2 separate regions of the Homo sapiens genome follow, and region 2 is linked to region 1. A link is an interaction called in ENCODE POLR2A ChIA-PET data of the cell type or tissue named here. Cell type or tissue: OCI-LY7. All regions are shown on one strand. Each heading gives the region's core, and the rest is flanking DNA. Links, peaks and the distances in the headings are about the cores only.

The links. Peaks named below come from ENCODE experiments on the same cell type or tissue, not always from the same donor. Only the 100,000 strongest peaks of a DNase experiment are listed, where the experiment ranks them.
Region 2: POLR2A ChIA-PET joins it to region 1 with 5 read pairs; 3 of 35 experiments call an interaction of 5 or more read pairs at or near these places.

Annotation. Positions count from the first base shown.
Region 1 is chr2:16,621,096-16,631,558 of GRCh38, forward strand. It overlaps CYRIA (CYFIP related Rac1 interactor A), which reads right to left. Exons shown (of 12, transcript NM_030797.4): 2 at 2,769-2,924. Among named protein-coding and RNA genes, the nearest start is that of CYRIA, 40 kb to the right of the region's middle. In OCI-LY7, for the core only: a CTCF peak has its summit at 4,197; DNase peaks (open chromatin) are centred at 4,276, 4,866, 6,306, 7,356 and 1 weaker place; H3K4me3 peaks cover 4,273 bases; H3K27ac peaks cover 5,000 bases.
Region 2 is chr2:16,698,102-16,708,564 of GRCh38, forward strand. No RefSeq gene overlaps it. Among named protein-coding and RNA genes, the nearest start is that of CYRIA, 37 kb to the left of the region's middle. In OCI-LY7, for the core only: no CTCF peak of the experiment used is centred there; no DNase peak of the experiment used is centred there.

The DNA.
Region 1 (10,463 bases), core at 2,468-7,467:
GGGGCTGACCTAGTCCTCATTTATACCCAGTGCCTGGTACAGCACTCACATAGAAGAGGCACTCATATATCTGCTGAATGAATGATCCTCCTTCTACCCTGAAGGCGAGAAAGACCAATAGTCTATCATGTAAGTAAATTCCAAGAGAACAGGTAAAAGTGACCTGTGGGAGGTTCCAGTGGAAAATTCCTACTCTAGCAAATTGACTCTATGATGATCAAATTAAGACAACTGTTTACATCAACCTACTTTATCGATGCAACTTCCCCAAGAAACCTTGATAGCACCAGGCCATGGAGTCCTAAGAATGGGGCCCAGACTCATTAATCTACAGAGTCCCAGTAGCTAGGGCCCAGTAAAGATTTTTGAATGAATGACTAACACTGCATTGGGAAAGAGCTCTGGGGAAGAGAAAGGAAGGGTAGAAGAATCTCCAGAAAAGCCAGCCAGAACATAAACACCCAAGTCCTTTCTGCCCTCGCTTCATTCCACAGGCTCCTCATTCCTTCTGCTCCAATCCTACTGGTCACTCGAGACTGGGTAAAGCCCAAGTGCATTCCCCGATCAGAGATTTAGTTCTGGCTCTTCCTTCTAGCCTTGCTCCCTCACTTTCTCCAGATGCTGCCCAAATAATGCCTTATCCAGAGGTGTTCCCTGGCACTGTATATAAAACAGTAATGTCCATTTCCCTCAACTCTCTAGCTCTCTGACTTAGCTTTATTTTTTTCTGCTTTATTTTTTTCATAGCACCTAATACTACCAGATGTAATACATACATGTTTGCTACTTGTTGATGATCCCTTGATCCTACTTGAATGCAAGCTCCTTGAGAACAGGAACTTGGTTTTGTTCTGTCCTGTATCCCTAGCACCAAGATAGTGCGAGCCACCCACTGCATGGTTCATGTTCCATGAACATCTACTGACTGAATGGATGACTGGGTGAATGACTGCCTTAGAAAAGCTAACAGGCAAGGAAGAAAGCCCTGAATGAGCATGTGCTTGGACCCTGACTGTCTTGCTGAGTGCCAGGCCAGGATACCGGCCCCAAATCAATTGACCCTTACTCTTGGTCTTGGATGTAGGCTAGTCTGAAGGGAAAAAGCCACCGGGAGGGAATTAGTTTTCAGCTAATACCTCATGGGACAAAGGGCTAGGAAAGTAGTAGTTCTAACTTTGGGTATGGCAGAGAAAACCTTCCAATGGCCAGGCTGGAGAGGCAATCTGGCTAAAGTCCGGGTGAGAAAAGGCTTCTATGGATGAAGAGCTCTGAAATAAAAAGGCTGTTAACAGTTTCTCTCCTTTTTAAATCGTTGGGGCTTAACAGTATTTGTGGACAAGGCCTGTCCTAGATTTTAGGCACAAGGCTCAAATGAAATCCAGATATGGGATCAAAGCTATATTCAAGTAGCTCTAAAAAAGGGTAGGTAGGGAAAGGAGCTGGTATTTGCTGAGGTCTCCTGTAACAAGAAACCATGCTCATGCGTGATCTCACTTAATCCTCAACACCAGCTTATAACATGGAGTGTACTATCCCTACCTTACAGGTGGGGAAACAGAAGCTTGGGGATTTAAAATGGTGATTTAAGCAAAATCACTGAGCCAACACAGAGCACAGCTGAGATCTGAAGTCATGTGTGTCTAAGTCGCAAAACTGTTCTCCTTCCTCTGAATTATGCTATAGCTCAGAAACCACTCTAGAGAAAGAAACCACAAGAGGAAGAAAGGAAGCAGGCATGAGATAAACATGTTCCCCAAAGAATAAGAGTCTGGCATAAGAAACAAGTCTGGGATAAGACAATCCTGGGAATGCAAAACAAGCTTTAGATATCACCTGGTCTTACCTTCTGTCCTGTGCTTAGCTTCGTGAAATGCTTCTGGTTTTAGTTTTTCAGAAAAGTCAAGGTATCTAGCTGAAAAAGAGCTTCAAGACAGGATAGCAGAAGATAACACCAAAAACTAGTGCAAGAGTGAAGATGTGTGGCCATCTCAGTGTGTTGGCATTTTTTTCATGACTCCTGACCATGATTCCTTACACTGGGCCTGCGTAAGAGAGATGTGTTAATATACCACAATCCAGGCAGCTGAACGCTTGACCAAACTTTAGTCATCTAGGAGGAATGTCAGCCTACATCAGGTGCAACTCCAATGAAGACATTCTAGTAGATGTGGCCACATTCCTTGCACATAAGAAGGAAAGGATCCATAAGTGACTGGGAGGAGGGGAGAGAGACGAGCAATAAGCAGACAGAGACATTGCGTTGGTGGTCAGGAAAGCGGGTGATGAGAATGGTTAGCTGCAGCCTGTCTGCTGTAAGCGCCCTTGGATGAAACTTCATGAACTGAATTTGTTTCTAAAGATGTTGTAGCAGGTGGGATGCAAGTCCGTTCTCTGACATGGGATCTAAATTCCATCTCAGATTGGCTACCAAAGGACCTCTCCTCCTACTGTCTAAATCTAGTTGGCTAGCATGGGCAGAAAGGAACACTAAATGATTCTGCAAGGAAAAAGGAACCTAGATCTACAGCTCGACTCTGTTCTTCCCCTGCATGTAATTCTCAGCTACCCTCTTTCATTCCTTAACCCTCAAAAGCCTCAAGATAGCACAGATCCCACTCAGAATACAGCTATAGAACCCAGAGCCTTGAACCTTTTCCTTAATAGTTTCATGTCTTTCATAACATAAGCATGCATACGACATACTTCCTGCAGTATAATGATGGTTATCAGTGTGCTACACGTTATAACGAAAGTCAATTGTTTCTTACCTGGAAATATCTCCTGTGATTCAGTTTCACCAATCCAGGCTGATGGGATGAACCAGCTTAGCTGCTGTCTGGCCAAAGTAAGTTGGACTTCCCAAATCAGGACGGTGGCCTCCTAGAGTCCTGTAGCTTTTCTGTCCTTAAGATGGTGGTACCCTGCTAAAAAGGGAATGCAAGTCATGTTACTGTGAGAAGCAATTTCCTATTCTCCACTAGTCACAATGTATTTTTTAAGGAGAGCAGAGAGTCACAAGATCACAGATTATCAGGCCTGAAGGACATCTAAGAGATAGTCTTGTCTAATTCTTTCATTTTATAATTAGGGGATTGAGGCTCACAGAAGAAAGCAGCCTCACTCAGGGACTCAGCAGTTTGGGAGTTGAATCCACATTGGAACATGTCTCTGACTCTCTGGCCTTTGACATATTTTTTAAATGCAGCCACATGGTCAGGCTGACTTCTCAAACAAGTGGTCATTGACCTTGAATGGGAAGTCTTTTTATTTTTTATTTTTTGTTTAACACATTTTGAAAAAGGGAGGTGGCACTTTTTCCAGATTGCTGTTTTTGTAGTTTCACCCCTGGGAGCTAAATTAGTAAAACAGCCCACCTCAGGCATGTGGTTGGGATGGTTCTCCCTGTTTCTCATTAGAAAAATATTGTTATAAAATACCATGACCCATGAACACAGTGACACAGTGGGGAGTGAGCACTGCTCTTCAGTGAGAAGCATATGTGGGCCCAGGTCTCTCTCTCTCTCTCTCTTTCTGTCCACGTTTCAGAGAAACACAGCAACAGACATGAACTCTTTTTCCATGAGTATCATTTATTGCAGGGTTTTTTTCCTGGCTCCTGTGCATTTGAATGGCCACTCCTTTGTGCAGAAAACCAAATCATAGAAAATAGAGGGGAGCTTTCACTTATTAAGCAAATATCTGTCAGGCATACCATGAGAATTGTATAAATATACTTTCTTATTAATTTGTCCTCAAAAAATCCCAGTGAGATACCATTAATTCCATTTTTCCAAAGAGGTAGGAAACCAATCTTTCAAGAGCTAGGATGATCTACAGAGTCAAAAAGAGATACAATGCAGAAGCAGAAATAAACTCATGTCTCCTAAATCTACTTTTTGCTATCTAAACTGAACTATATAGTTTGTTACTAGGGCAAACACTAGAGTTGTCTGTTTTTTCCAATGTTTCAGCTCAAATGCATGAGACAGTTCTTTAAAGCTGAAACTGTGGTAAGGGCATGAAAGATTATTTTTATTAGATTCTCTTTCTGATGGGGGTGGGGGATGGTGGTGGGCTTGTGGGGGAAGTAGGGGTCTAAAGTCCAAGACTTCCTGCCAGGCTCCCAGCTGGGGCTCCCAGGCCCCCAGAGGCTGGGCTGGTTCTGGCTCTCAGCAGCAGGGGCAGCAGCAAGAGGGCACCTCAGGAAGTCACAATTATCAACGCTCCCTGGCTCAAGGCTTTGTTCCTGTTCTCAGACAACAAGGGACATGCCAGGAGAGATGGGGTGGGGGTGGAGAAAGAGGAAGAAAAAACAGGAAGTGAAGTGGGGGAGGAGGGAAGGAAATGATAGAGAAAACACAGCAACTCTGAAATGTCCTTGGCTTGATGAGAAAGTGATTTCTGAGTGGACGTTAGTGGAGCTGGGCCCTGCATTTTAGGAAACCGGATTGTGATGGTAACAGGGCAGGGCAAAGACGTTTACTTCCTCCAAACTCAGGGTTGGGGTCCACAAATTCCACTTCCCACCACCAAGCACCGCCTGGCACAGGGATGTTTTCCACACCTCAGGTGTAGACATGGAAGGTGGTGAATTTCCAAAGAAGGATTCTGGGGTAAGGCCCTGTTCCTCACCTTTTGACTGTGGCTGAGGGGCCAGGCGTGTCACAAAAGGATCTGGAAACAAGAGAAAAGCTCTCAAAGTGATCAGGTATCAGGGAGAGCTATCCCATCCTCACTGCTTTTTTTTTTTTTCTCAAATGTCCTCAGAATTGAACCCATTTTCAGTGTGCATGACTGGGATGGATTCACTCAGCTGGGTTCAGCACAAATGCTGCTATTTTCCACCACAAAACCAAGAGGGTCAGTCAGGCGGAACACCGGGTTTCCTCCTGATCATCATTCTAAGACACCTCCTGCTTGTCTTCCTGTCCATTTTGTTGACTCCATTTACTTACTGAGGCTTACAGAAATTCCCCAACTCCAAATGCACATTGTAAAGAATGACAGTCACCTGGTAACTTGAACAACCACACACAGAGATGACCCTAATAATAACTTAATAACCGAATACCACTTCTACTAATGCTAATACTATTCATAGACCCCTGATGGGCACCAAGGGGTAGAGAATGCAGAGCCCGTAAGCCATCACATACTGGTTCCCCTACTCCAGCGGGCCCCCTGTACTGGCTACGCATCTAAGAAGCTCACAAAAAATACAGACCCAATCCAGAGCAGCGGTCAGGAAACTTGTACGGTTAAAAATCTTCTGAGAGGGTTTTAGTGCCACCAACTTGGCTCTGATCCATGGACTAGCATTCAGTTAACACGGACCCCCACTCAGCTCTCACCCTCACCCCACCTTCTCCCACCTTACAGATGCAACCACAAAGGCTCGCCAAGGGCAGGGGCTCACTCCAGGTCCCACAGCTAATGGCCTCCCAGGGATCTGCCCCACTACTCCAAACCAAACATAGAACAACAAAAAGTCAGCATATGTTTGAGAGGACTCCAAGCCTTCTGAAGCAATTGCTGATGGTTTACTGTGTGAGTCACCCCGGGGCCAAGTGTCCATTAGGGAGAACAGAGAGCAAGGGGGGAAAGAAACTGAAAACTCTCATCTCGCATCTCCACAGGCAGCACAACCTCACATATCACCAGCAACACCAGCATGCATTTGCTCCCATCCAAGCAGCCACAGGCGGCCCAGGCTACTTCCACAGTGCTATGCCCTGTGCCTGGCCTGGTGGGGCTTCACACCACACAACACAATCAGGAGTTTGCCCTTCTGTAGCACCTGGCAGCCAGTGAAATGCTTTTCCATATCTTTTCATCTTTGCTCATTTTGAGAGCGGTACAAAGCTGAGGGGTAATCACCCCAGTTTATAAATGGAGAAGCCGAAATCAGAGACAGGAGGTGCCTTATCCAGAGTCTCAAAACAGAACTAGGGCCCGAAATAGGCATCTCCTGTCTTCCAGTCTAGCGACCTTTCCCCATGTCCTGTCCCACCCCACCCCATTCAGGGGAGGGCTAGGGAAGAGCTTCAAACGGCTGCTGCCTTCCCCTTCTGAATGGCTCTGGAAATAGAAAAGCAAGGCACAACAACTGAAGGGAAGGCAATATCCACTACGGGAGGCCGAAAGGGCCCCAAAGACTGTGTCCCCACCCTCCGGGGTGGGCAATCAAGGGACCCAAAGCCCAGGGTGGGGCATGCTTGTGCCCACAGTTCACCAGCAGCAGAGCTTAGACTGAGTCCCTCAATGCCAGAAGCACAGAGCAACACTGAGAAACCAGAAGGGGCAGGTGTTTGGATAATAAAAATAGCTAACACTGATCAAGTACTTACTGTGTGTTGGGCTTTGTTTAGCACTGTACATGTAGTGACTCCCTGAAACCTCATGGCAACCAAACTAGGTAGGCATTATTATTGTCCCCTTTTACAGAAGAGGTAACTGAGGCACAAAATGATTAAGTCACTTGTCCATGGGATTTAGCTTTTGAGTGATAGAGTCAAGGTGTGAACTTAAGCAGTCTGGCTCAAATTCTGCAAAGCCAAATAGTGGAAAGAAAGAGAATAAAGCAAATACACTAGGAACAGATGACACCTTCCTTCAAAAGGAGAGAAGGAAGATAGGAGACTCTCCAGGCAGGAAAGACTGACAGCTGCTGTGCAGGCAGAATTAGGAATTTGGTACCTAGTGCCCTCTGGGTAGCAGCCGACCAATGTCAGGCAACACCAGTAAATGACATCCTGGTGTTGGTGTTTATACAGCATGGCTGGGCCAGGGAGGGGATGAAGGCAGGGCCTGAGATGGGTGGAGGGGATGATGCCTTGGAAAGCCAATTCCTATGTCCCAGAGAGATGGAGCAGCTGGGCGGGCAGGCAGGCGGTTCCCTTTCTGCATCCCCAGCACCAGCAGTGCACACATGCCCGGGACACCAGGCTTCGGGGATGCCACTGGGTTTCAGCCTCATGATGCCTGGGAAGCCAGGAAAGACAGGGGTCATCTCTCACCATTTCTACAATGAAGAGCTAAAGCCAAAAACAGTCACAGCCCTAGAATAATAACAACAACAACAGCCACCATTTGTTGGCAGGTTATGATTTGTCAGGAAATATTCTAGATGTGTATATAGATTATGTAAAAATGATACCAACTCTGAGAGGTCCATATGATTATTCTTAATTTGCAGTTGAGGAAAGCTAAGTAATTCTATAAAGGTCAAAGCTAGCAGGCTATGAGAAAGGATCTGAACCACCATTTATCGGACTGTGAGGCCCCTGATCTCACCTCAAAGCCGTGTGTGCTGTGAAATGGTTAAGTGACTTACCCACAACTGTGCAGCTGTGCTAACCCACAGCCAGCTTCTGGGCTGTCAGAGCACATGGGCACAGGCGTTTACTTCCACATACTCCCTACGCTACACATCCACACTAAGTGCTGCTAACCACTTTTATATACACAGTCATACAGTTGGGGTGATTTAATGGTTTATCATCCAAACGAGGATACCTCTGAGAGTGAAAGGGGGCCCTTTTAATAATATTGCTGGGACAACAGGCAGACACCAGGACTGTCCTAGGCATGTAAGAACATGCAGTCACCCGAATACAATCCACACTCCCACAGGCTGGTTATTTTTATGTCCAGTTGTGTTGGTAGAGGACCCTTCTGGGCAATGCCTTGCTTCCCAATCCACACAAATACTCTTTCCAAATAATCCACTCTCCCTGTGTTCACCTGCCTGTCTTCTGAATTCACGGAGCTTGTTGGCCTTATAGATAAACAGGCTGATGCCACTTGGTTATAAAGCAGTCATGTTATGGTTTGAGAAGGCAGGGTGTCACTAATTCAAACAGTGTATTTTAAAAGACTGGTGGGTTCCTTGTGCCCTGGAAGCCCCGGAACCCTAATACCCAGCTGTTCTGATAAGCAGCCTGTCCCTCAAGAGTGAGGACTCTGTGGCTGTCCCATTGAGGACAGCCTGAGACAAGCAGATGGGAAACCAGCACGGGAATACAGCTGCCACCACTACTGGACCTGCTGGAGAAACCGCAGTCTACTGGGAGGACACAGACCTGGGGTCCTCAGGGGACAGGCGCATCTCTAAGACAAGGCCTGGCCTTTTTCTGCTGCCAGCAGGCACCCATCATGCGTGGGAGTGAGCAGCTCTAACCTGGTGAGAGATCCTCCCTTTTCCCCTGACTGGGCCTAGTGGGGAAGGAGGTGGTGTTTAAAGCTCGTTTTTGTTTTACTCTTTCCCTAAGAATCTGCCTTCTTAGGAATCTCTGACAAGAGGAAGGAAGAATCTGCTGTTCTTTTGAAGCCAGGAAATCACTCTTAACAAACTCTCCCATCAATACAGGTAAAGTGCAGAGCTAATGAGAAAGCAGAGGGCATTTGTCTGTTCTCTGAAGAGACCGTTTCTGGCGTATGTTTAATCATGGAGCATCATAGGACCTCGAGGCCAGGGATTTTCAGAGGCCCCAGAGAAGCCTGCCAGCTCCTAGCAGCCCTAGAAACTGGCAGGGCTCTTGGAGGCACTGACGTGCAGGGCTCTGGGCCCTCATCCTGTGATAAAAGGAATAGAGATATTTTTTACCTGTTTTGTGTAGGGGCTTCTGCAAGTGATGATTTTTTGGTAAATAGACCTTTTTGCAAATTAGGCCATGTGCACAGGTTGTGGGAATTAGGGAATGCACTTATCTTCTTACGGGTTACCATTCAACACACAACAGCTGTGATTATGACTATATGTTATAATGTTATTCTGGGGGATGCTTAAGACCTAGAAAAGGAAAGGATTTGTCTGATGCCACCCAGCATGCAGCCTTCCCATGGTGGGAAGCCGAGCATGGAAGAAGCCCAGAGACCAGATAGTGACTAACTGGGAGTGGCCGTGGCTCAGGCAGTCCTAGACAGTCAGAGGCCAACACGCCGGTGATGATGGTGATGGGGCAGAAGATACCAACCCTTATTCACTGAGCATTGACTGTGTGCCAGGCATGGTCTAGACATCACCTGGATGTTCTACCAGCCCTCGCCCCACTCTTGCTGGAAATGGCAGTGCTCCTATTATCCACATCTTACAGATAAGGAGCTGGACAGTCACTCAGAGAGGCTGAGTGATGAGCTCTGGGTTAATGGCGAGTAGATAACGAAGTGCGCATTTGGACTCACATCTGAGGGACCCCCACCTGGGCCCTGACCACTGTACTCTACAGCAAAGGAGAGGACCCAGGCCACCCTCAGAGGTGGTGTTTATGAGTCATGGGGCAGAGAAGGCAATTGCAAGTGGCAAATGGTAGCAGAACCAGAACAAGAGCCCAGATCTCTACTCCTGGGCTCACATTAGTCCCATTTCCCAAGGCTGTAGTTTAACATCTCTCTGTGGTCTTTGTAACACCTGAATGGCCATTAAGGTGAGTGCACCCATGTTCAGGGCAGGAAAACACCTGCCAAACTGGCTGCAGCATTCAGGAAACTCCACCAAGCTTTTCGATGAGTTCACATTGCACTGCCTGAACACAACCGCTGGGGTGGGTTCCTTCTCCTTGAGACTGCATTTTAGAATGTCAGTTACACCAGGTCTCCTTTGAGTGAGGAAGTGGGAGACACATTAGAAACCCAAGGAGACCAGCTTCCTCTTCTCAGACAACCCCAAGCAACAGCACAATTGGATGTCAGACAAAGGGTCATTTTTACCTCCCCTCTTCCCATCCACGGCTCCAACTACAGGAGCATCACCATTAGGGAGGGGTAAGGGGCACACCTTAAGCAGGTTTGAGATGTCAGCGGCTGACAGCCTGCCTTGTCTCCATCAGGAAGGCAGCAATAAGACAAAAACCAACAATCTGGGCTGTGGAGTCTGAGCCTGACCACCCCCAGGTGATGCAAGCCAGGAGGTTGCCTTGACTTGGTCTTGACCCGGGTCTACCCCTAACTTGGCCTTGGCTGGGCTGTGTGACCTTTAGTCAGTCACTACTGTCAGATCCTCAGATACAACACCTGTTAAATGCAGATCATATGGAGATATATACCAGCAAGCCTCTTTGGACTACTTTGAAAACCAAATGAGCTATTATATTTGTGTTCGTGTTTTATCTCCACCATTGAGTGGAAAGTTACTTAATAGGAGAGGTCATGTCTCATTCATCTTTACAAATGATTGTAACTAGCCCAGAGCCCTGCACAAATGAGAAGAGGTGATGGTTGAATTGTAAACTTCAGCTTCTCTGAGGGCAGTGAATAGCCCAGCGTAGCTGGGGAGGAAGGAAAGAGGTGGCAGAGATACAGTGAGTAGATGAGTGGAAAAAGAGGCTGTTGTCAGGCTGTGGAGGACTTTACACATACTGATGCTTCTAAATTTCATCTGTAGCTGGATGGTAAGCTGATATCCCAAATGCTTTAGTAAGCATTAGTGGAGGATGGGGCTGTAGAAAGAGCCTGGGGACTCAAGC
Region 2 (10,463 bases), core at 1,848-6,847, 76 kb after region 1:
ATTCACAATATATGATGGTTTTACCTTTATGGATCTATTATAAGTTTTTGTTTTCCTTCAGTTAACTTATTGAGCTTAATTATTATTTAATTTATTATCAGTCTTTCTTATTTAGTAATGAAAAACCTTTAAGATTATGGAGTTCTCAAACAAATGAACAAGAAAAAAACAAATAATCCCATCAAAAAGTAGGGAAAAGACATAAACAGACATTTCTCAAAAGAAGATATGCAAATGGCAAAATAACAGATGAAAAAATGCTCAATATCACTAATCATCGGGGGAATGCAAATAAAAACCACAATGAGATATCACCTTAGTCCTGCAAGAATTGCCATTATTCAAAAGTTAAAAAACAATAGATGTTGGCATGGATACAGGGAGAAGGGAACACCTATACTATACACTGCTGTTAGGAATGTAAACTAGTACAACCTCTATGGAAAACAGTATGGGGATTCTTTAAAGAGCTAAAAGTAGTTCTGCCATTCGATACAGCAATTTCACTACTGGGTATCTACCCAAAGAAAAAGAAGTCATTATATGAAAAGGACATTGCACATTTATGTTTGTAGCAGCACAATTCGCAATTGCAAAGATATGGAACCAACCTAAGTGTCCATCAAATAATGAGTAAAGAAAATGTGATATATATATATATATATATATATATATATATATATATATATATCAATTTTACATATATCAATTACATGTATCAATTATATAATTTTGTTATATATATATATATAATGGAATACTACTCAGCCACATAAAAGGAATAAAATAATGTCTTTTGTAGCAACTTGGATAAAGCCGGAGGCCATTATTCTAAGTAAAGTAACGTAGGAGTGGAAAATCAAAAACTGCATATTTGCACTTATAAGTGAGAACTAAGCTATGAATATGCAAAGGGATTCAGGGTGGTATAATAAACTTTAAAGACTCAGAAGTGGGAGGGTAGGAGGAGGGCTAGGGATAAAAAAAAACCTACCAATTGAGCACAATGTACATTACTTGGGTGATGAGTGCACCAAAATCTCAGACTTCACCACCATGTAATTCATCCATGTAACAAAAAACCACTTGTACCCCAAAAGCTATTGAAATAAAAATGTTTAAAAAACATTATGGAGTTCCTTTAGATATGTAAATAACATCTTTTTTAATGTTGTGCTTTTGAGTTAATTCATTGATAATGCGTGATGTTAATTTTAATTTTCTCATTTAACAGAGCAATGTTTTAATTTTTTTAAGTTTGTTAACTTTTTGCTAGTAATTTCCTGTTTTATTACAGTGTGATCAGCACAGAAACAGTACAAGGGACCTGAGGAGATATGGGGGGAGCACCAGCAGTGTCTGCTGTAAGGAAAACTGTTTTGATTTTATCTTCTTAAATCCTTGCTTCACTGGGTGTCATTTGTTCTTTCAATGTGTCCAATTGACAACTTTGAGGCATTATTTTCCTTTTCTTTTTTTTTGATACGAAGTCTTGCACTGTCACCCAGGCTGGAGTGCAACGGCTTGATCTCGGCTCACTGCAACCTCCGCCTCCCGGGTTCACGCGATTCTGCTGCCTCAGCCTCCCGAATAGCTGGGATTACAGGCGCACACCACCACACCCGGCTAATTTTTTTGTATTTTTAGAGATGGGGTTTCACTATGTTGGTCAGACTGGTCTGGAACTCCTGACCTCGTGATCCGCCCGCCTTGCCCTCCCAAAGTGCTGGGATTACAGGCGTGAGCCACCGCCCCCAGCCTCCCTTTTCTATAAACAGAGACAAAAGCGTTCATTTCAGCAACTACCCACATTTCTGTTACTGGTGGATGCTGGGTCAAGTACAGCAAAGGCTCACATGTGAGTTTTTTCTTCTGGAAAATCTCCTGGAATCTCCTGATGGCCACCTGCCATCGTCAGTAAATCATGGAGATTTCTATACTAGCTGGTAATCAGACTCGTGTACAGAGTAGTCCCAGGCCTGGAACTTTATTTCATCAGCATCTTCCTGTCTCTTCTCTTCTGGGGCCTTTGGATATTCTTGCCTGAATTAGGACATGGAATTGGAAATTGGGTGATTTAATCTGTTAAAATAAACAAAAGCAAAGTGTGTGGTCTTTAAAATATATCATGTAATGTAATTAAGAAAATAGCTAATAATTTTTATTCATTTTTACTCAATTCCACCGATTGTAATAGAATCTCTATTATATGTCAGGCACAGTGTTAGGCAAAGGGAGTAAAATAGTTGAAAAGGTCCATCCATTTCACTTGTGAGAGAGAATTTGGTGGGGCAGGGCTGGGAAAGGTTTGTGTAGAAGCGGGTGGAAACTGAATGCTCTGTGGATGGCGGTGCTTTCCCATCCTGGCACAACTGATGATCTGGGGTGATTAATGGGGAGAGGAGACAGGGAGATGTAAGAACAAATCATGGAAGTCTTTATGAGCCATGATTAGAAAATTGAATTTAAAGCGTTACAAAGTCATTAACATTTTAAATGAGGAAGTATCATGACCAATGTGTATTAATGTGCTTGGGCTGCCACAACTAAATACTACAGATTGGGTGACTTAACAGCAGAAATGTATTTTCTCATCCTTCCGAAAGGAGGAAGTCCAATATCAGAGTGCCACCACTGTCGGTTCCTGGTGAAGACTCTCTTCCTGGCTTGCAGATGGCGAAGTTTTCTCTGCACCCTCACACGGTGGAGAGAAAGCGAGCTCTCTGGTGTCTGTTACGAGGACACCGATCCTATCAGATCAGGGACCCACTCTTCTGACCTCATGTAACCTAATTACATCCAAAAAGCCTTGTTCCAATATAGAGTCATATTGGTGGTTAGGGTTTCAACATACGAATTTTAAGGGGACAAAATTCAGTGGACAGCAAACTGTGGACTTAGTTGTAAATTGTTAACGGCATTGTGGACAATAAATATTTAAAAAGCAGCAGTTGACAGGAAGATTAATGATTATTGCAGCAATCTGGGTGGAAATGACAGATAACTTTACAATAGTGGCAGCAGGAATGGAAACAGAAAAAGGACAGAACTAATAGAATTTTGAAAAATAGACTAAAAAATTCAAGGCCAATGTGGGCTGGTGTAAAACGGGGGAAAGCTGGAGAGGTGGAAGATTGATTATTCCCAAGTTTCTGATTTGATTGATTCAATGTATGAATTTTTAAAGCAAGATTTCCCATACATTTTAATTATGGAAAGTCATTATTTTATGACAAGCACAATTCAAAATAACCTTTCCCAAAATATAATGATACAAATTTATAAAAGTAGCTATTAAAAGAAAATTAAATAAAATAAGAATTCAAATAAAGATATTAGAAAAAGAAGAGGACAGATTTACATAAAGAAAATAAAATAGTAAACACAAAACAGGATACTGAGAATTGAAGAACAAAACCAAGAAGATTTGATGAATAAAACCAAGAGATAATTTTTAAAAATCAGTAAAATAGATAAATAGATGATGATCCAATTAAAGAGAGAACACAAGCAAAAATACAACTATAAATGAGGGTGCAATAATAGATATAGATGAGATTAAAAATTATAATAAAATAATTTTTTACTTTCTTATGATATATCAATGTTATTTTTCTTAAAAATATAAATATACAAAATTGAATCAAGAAACAGAAAATCTATATAGAACAATAAACATGATAGATATTAAAGATTTATTACATATATCTTTAATAAAAGCTCTAGGACAAATTGGTTTTACAAGTGATTTATTTCAAACTTTAAAAACACTCAATTGATAAACTGCTCTGAAGCATAGATGAATATGGAAAGTCTCTAAATTAATTTATAAAACTATTATAATCCTGATTTTAAGGAAAAGAAAATTGTTAGAGATAATACCCAAACAATAAATCATAGATGTCTCTCACTTTTAAGTTACAGATATAAAATTCTCAGATATAATACCAGCAAACCAAAATTAATAGTGCATTTAAAAATGCACAATGGCCTTGACCGTATTCTTAGTGAGTTTGTTTTTATCACATATGTTTCTAAAAGGTTTTCTATTTTATTTAAGTTCAAACTTACTGGTACATAGTTATTCCTATTCTCTTACAGTATCTACAGCACATTCTAGTTTTTGGTAATATGTTCAGCATTTAATTTTTTATTCCTGGTGAGTTTTTTTATATTTTATTAGGCTTTGGAAAGAATAACTGTTACTAATACTTGGGTTCTTGCTTTATATTACTGTTTTGTTTGTTTATTGAAAATTATTGTTTACTTTGACTTTCCTGAGTTGTTATTTCACTTTTCTTCATTAGTAGCTCATTTGTTGTCAGTTTTTTAAAATTTTTTACCTTATGCATTTGGCCTTGTATTTTAAAATACTATTTTAATTACATCTCACAATTTTAAGCTGTAGTGATATATTCTGTTCATTTAAAAATATTCTTTCCATTTTTATTTTCTCTTTAACATATGAGTTATTAAAATGAGTTAATATCAAATCTCATATACTTTTAACATTTATGTTTTAATATTTATACTCAATAAAATTTAGTCTTTATGAAAATATTTTATCTTCTTAACTCACTGTTGCTTTTATTCTGACAGTCATTTAGCTGAATAACATCCTTTAGTATATGTATTATTGAATGTATGTTATCATTTAGGAACTGTGTTGTTTTAACTTTCAAGTTGAGTTAAGCAATTTAACTGAAATTAATGTTTGTACGTGATGTACATAATGTGAAGTAGGTGTCAATATTCACATTTTCTAACATAAAATTCCATTTGACCTAGAACCATTTATTGAAAAGGCTGCCTTTTCCCTATGGCTATGCAGAGCCACTTTATTATAAATAAATTCTCATATATATGAGAGTCTATTTCTGAATCTCAATTGGCTCCACTAGGTTCTTTGTCTATCCTAAAGCCAGTGCTGCAGCACTGTAGCTACATACTGTAGCTTTCTAATAATTCTTTCTGTCTGGTTATACCATTTCTCCAATTTTGTTTATTCTTCAAAATTACCATAACTTTTTCTCTTTTGCAGTTCCATTTTAATGTTAATATTAGCTTGTCAATTTTCTCTGAAGAACAATACAAAATAAAGAATCAAAAATAATCTCTCCTATCATGATTTTGATTGCAATGAATCTTTCAATGGATATGGGGAGAATTGATATCTTTATAATGTTGGGCCTTCCAATCAATGATATGGTATATCCCCTTATTTATATATCTTCTTTTGTTTATCTCTATAATGTTTCACAGCTTTCTGTATATAATCCTTATATACCTCTTATATACTTATGTGTTTGATATTTTTCATGCTATTCTAATGGAATACATTTTTAAATTTCATTAACAAATTTTTATTGTTCATATATGAAAATACAGTTTTTGTATATTGATCTACTCAGAGACCTCACTAAAATCATTTACTACTTCTATAGCTTATTGGTAGAGCCTGAGTTTTTTCATCTACAAAAATCATGTAAATTGCAAATAATAAAAAATTTATTTTTATTAAAACTTTTATCAGTTATTTATTTATTTTTTTTGTCTAAATGTATTGCCTAGGACCTCCAATACAATATTAAATAAATAGTGACAGTAGGCATCTCGATCTCATTTTCACTCTCTTGGGAAATTGTTCTGTTTTTTACATTGAATGTGACACTTACTGACATATTTTAGTAGAATACCTTTAACAGGTTAAGGTTATCTATTTCAGATTCTAGATTACTAAGATTTTTTAAAAATATAAATGAGTATTTGATTTTATCAAATGTACATTCAAAAATGAGTTAGTCAGTTTAATGCCAATGACTGAACTGTATACATTTTAAAGCAAATTATAAACATGAAAATTGACTCAAGAAGAAATAAAAATCCTCAAATGTTACCATCGAATAACTTTATAGTTAAAATGTTCAGTCACCAACAACCCCACTCCACACATTCCCCAGGCCTATTTTACCTCCTACCAAGGAACAATAACTATTAAATAATAGAAAATATTACAGAGACTAGGAAAAGAGGGAAACTGACCGGCACTTTTGATAAGACTATTACAGTCTTGAAACCAAAGCTGGTCACAGCTCATTCAAGTTAGGAAACACAAGGCAAGTCCCTTTGAACACCTATCTGATTGTGTTGGAATTTATGTCTTAAGCCTCATATCTCTTGGATTCTATTTTCCATTTTGCACAGCTCTCCTGCATTCTGGATGGTTCTTTTGATTTTTGTATTGGTTAATCAATTGTTAAGCCAAGATGCTGAATTCCCTGCCCCTCAGTTTTAGCCCCTTTATTTTTATTTTTAGATTTGCCTATTATGTTTTTATTCTATTATATTCTTACATTGTACCTTTCCTTTCTTAATTTGCTTTTTGAAACACTTTAAATATTCCTAATTAAAGTATCTTCTTTGGGTACAAATTCCCATGTCTTTTGCCATTGCTGATGATACCACATGGCAGTTTTTTTCTGTGGTTTCTAATATCCAGTGGAGTTCGTTTTTGTGGGAATCCTGAGTGTAGAATGATTTGTAGAAGCAGTCATCTGGAGATCCATGAGATTAATCAGGACCAGGTCCTTTCTGACAATAGTTTCCCAATCAGGAATTTTTACATCTTCTGAAAAGTATTCATAAGAGCTACATGGTAGTGTTCTTTACAGTTTTAGAGGTTTAATCTCTGCCTCTGTCTCCTCCTTGGTTAAGCCATCCTGCTCCTTGTCCAACAGGTGGAACATTTCTAGCCTCAGTACACAGGTAGCGTAGCTTCTGTTATGCTGGGCTTTGTGCAGTGAGGCCACTTCAGACTGCCTCGGAATACGTGGCCATATTTTTTTCATTTCTCCCACAGATATTTAAACCTCAGCTCCTGAACCATGTATTCGATATAAGTACTCACAGGAATTTTTCTTGGCTTAAACTTTCACTCACAGCTGTAAAAATTTGAGTTCACTTGTCTTTTTTTTCTCTTATTGGGAGAAGTGTGGAAGCGAGATGGAGCTAATTCTCAGCCTATCATCTTGCCTGATGTCTGGAGTATGAATTAATAAATACAATTTAAAAACAATATGCTTCTCTCATTTGTAAAACGTCCTTTGTTTATTTTGCAAATAGGTGAATTAACTAATGGATATCTGTGTCCCTGAACAAGATAATGAAATTGTTCACGATTCAGTTTACAGTTTATTAGGTACTTAGTGCATTTAGCACGTCAGATGCACCACATTAAAAGAAATAACAGCAAATTCACAACCACAAATGCCTTCCTAATCCACTTGTCCCACTAGAGCTCATAGAAAAGGCCTTTGAAGTAAAAATTAATGGTGACTTTGTTTAGTTGTGGATGTCTAAAATCAATGCCCCAAGAAAAGTTTCCTAAGTTGAAGGAATGAAAGGAGCTTTTCTTCACTTAGCTTCTCCTTCTGAAATGCATTTTGCACCTGCTCTGGTTAGAATATCCTGGGCCCCAAATCTTTGTTCTCTATGGAATACTCACATGCTTCCTCCATTATTTAGGGGTGGGGGCCTGTCTTCCTGATAATTGGTGGGTCTGATCAGCATCTGGGGAGCTATCCAGACGGCCTACAACCCAGAAAGAGTTGTCTGGAGTATAAAGTATTGGCTTTTAATGTGGATAAACCAAAATCAATAAGTAAACCAGTCTTTTTTCTTTCTTGTGTGTGTATGTGTGTATGCATTCATGTACTCATGCACGGCAGTCCTGCAGTATTAAAGGAATTGGCATCTGTAATAAAGTTAGAGCTTTCCGATCTAACTGGGACTTCTGTCTCACTATACTCAAGGCTAAGCCTGTCTCTAAATGCTTCAGTTGGTCATCACGGGCTCTGCAAATTGGATAAGACCTTAGAGATCAACTCATTTATCAATCTCTCTGTATAGACGGAGAAACTGAGGACCAGTGAGGGGAAAGTTCTACAGGTCCCAGAGGATCAAAGTTTAAATGTGGTTGTTCTGAAAGGAAAGAAAGGAGCGTGCCTTCTTGAGCATTTAGATCACACATTGGATGCGTGACTAGGAAAACAGCTACTGGGAAGATGCTTTGTTGACTTCTTTCTTTGTGTGTCAGTCAGTTACCTCTTCTTTTCACCAGAGAAAGAAAAGCAAATCCTAATTATGACTCCTTTGCCTTGCAATGAGACCAGATTAATAATAACAGCCACCTTAGTGTATTGGTTTTTTCTCACACTGCTGCAAGAACTACCTGAGACTGCGTAATTTATGAAGAAAAGAGATTTAATTGACTCATATTTCTGCAAGTTGTACAGGAAGCATAGCTGGGAGGCCTCAGGAAACTTACAGTCATGGAGGGAAGGTGAAGGGGAAGAAAGTGCCACACACTTTTAAACCATCAGATCTTGTGAGAACTCTATTAGGAGATAGCACTAGGGAGATGGTTCTAAATCATTAGAAATCACTTCCATGATCCAATCACCTCCCATTAGGTCCCTCCCCCAACACTGGGGATTTCAATTCAACATGGGATTTGGGTGGGGACACAGAACCAAACCGTATCACTTGAGCTGGCATTGATTGTGCTCTAGGGATGTGGATTCAGGGTTTTCCAGGTCACCTGCAAATGCTACTTAAGGTCTCAATATTTTATTCCCATAGGACAAAATATTCCATATTCCTAGGAAAGTCCAGCAAGTTCAAAGAGTAAATGCTGACTTCTAGGTGACAGATGAGACAATTTTCAGAAAGCTGGTTTAGATCAAGGGCAAAGGGAGAGAGTCTTCGAGCTCTGAGTGCCAATCAGTGTGCTCCATGGCAGAGTGGATCAACATAGACTGACCCTCACACCTAGCTCTAATTGTCCGGTACCTGTTCCTTACACCAGCCAGTGTCTTAAACATCTTGATATTTATTTGTTTTCCTGACCAGCTATTGAAAACTATACTCTTGATTTGTTTTAATCAGATAACGATAAGGCATGTAGGCACATAAATGACTGTCATGAGGGGTTTTCTCACAATTCTCTAGAAACAGGAGGCCTGGGCCACATGGGGAAGAACCAGGGCGGGGGGCGGGAGTCTCAGGCAGAGAAAGTCAAGGAAAGCAGAGTTCAGAGCCTTTGTTGTGGTTTCTGTGGGAAAGGCAAGGCATGCAGATTTAGAATGGGCTAGTTTGAATAATTTCAGTGGGCTCTGGGGCATAGGAGCTGACCCTAATTGTCCAGTACCTGTTTCTGGGATAAGTAGGGCAGAAGAATACCACCTCCTGGAGTGTAAGAGCCAGATAGAGAAGGTGGTTGTGAGTACGGGCTCTGGATTGGTTGGTATACAGATGAAAGGTGCTCTCCTCAGCGAGTCTTCTGCTATCTCTAAGAATTAGCAAGCCCTGGGTGGGGCAGCCTCTTTCCAGTCAGTGAAACTCCAGATACCAGATTATCACTCATATAGAAAATAAAAAAATATAATTAATACCTCAACACTGCTACTTCTGACCTTGTTCAGCCATCACTCATCCCTTACTCCCCTGCTCTCCCAGCCCTCATACCTCGTTCTAGCTTCTTCCCATCTTGGTTTTAAGCAAACTGTTCTATTTCTGGCATTTGCTTCAGCTAACTTGTTTTCTGAGAGTGAGCACCCCTGGATCTCCCACTATGCATACCTCTTGGCCCTTCTCTCTCTGATAAAAGTGCCTAGAGAGTGGGGCCCCTGAGTATATTGAGAGGAAGGAAGGACTCAGGATTGCCTGGGGCCGCAAAGCCATGCCTCACTTCAACAGTTGCACATGGCAGAAAGAGGGTAGCATGATAAGAGACAAAAGGCATGAGGTAGAAGATATTAATTAGTATCAGGTAAGATGGTGGGGGGTGTAGTGTACATCTTACTTTTTCCCAAGAGAATAGCCTGCTTTGTTAAAAGATCTCAGAATTACTCCAATTAAGCCAACTTTCTTAGCCTTAGTTTCCCTTTTGTAAAATTAGGACAATAATATCAAATTTGCACAGTTTTATGAACATTCAATGGATGCAATGGACTGTTTATGTACATTTTGTAGCATACATCCTGGCTCATAGTTTGTAGTTGGTAATTTTTTTTCAAATTTAGAGAATTAAATTTTTAAGACAATCTGTCTCTATTCCTTGTCTTGGGAGGCATCCAAAATGGAAACAACTATTCTAGCCACTGCAGCAACCTTATACCCCATATTCCCAGGCAGAAGTATGGACGCTTCCAAACCTAACAATCTGGGCTCTGGTAATTCAGTCCACTAATGAAATTTCCATCAAATTCTGCTGTCCCAGCATTTTCATCCAAGCTGAGGCATTCAAGACCTAATCTGTGCTTCCCACAGAGCTGAAGGGTGTTAGAGGCTGCTGGATCAGAGAATCTTCTGCGGCAGTCTTGGTCTACAACAAGCTGGACCTGGAAAAACAGGAAATTGGTATTATAATGGGTTAATTAAGATATGATGAGTTAATTAAGGAA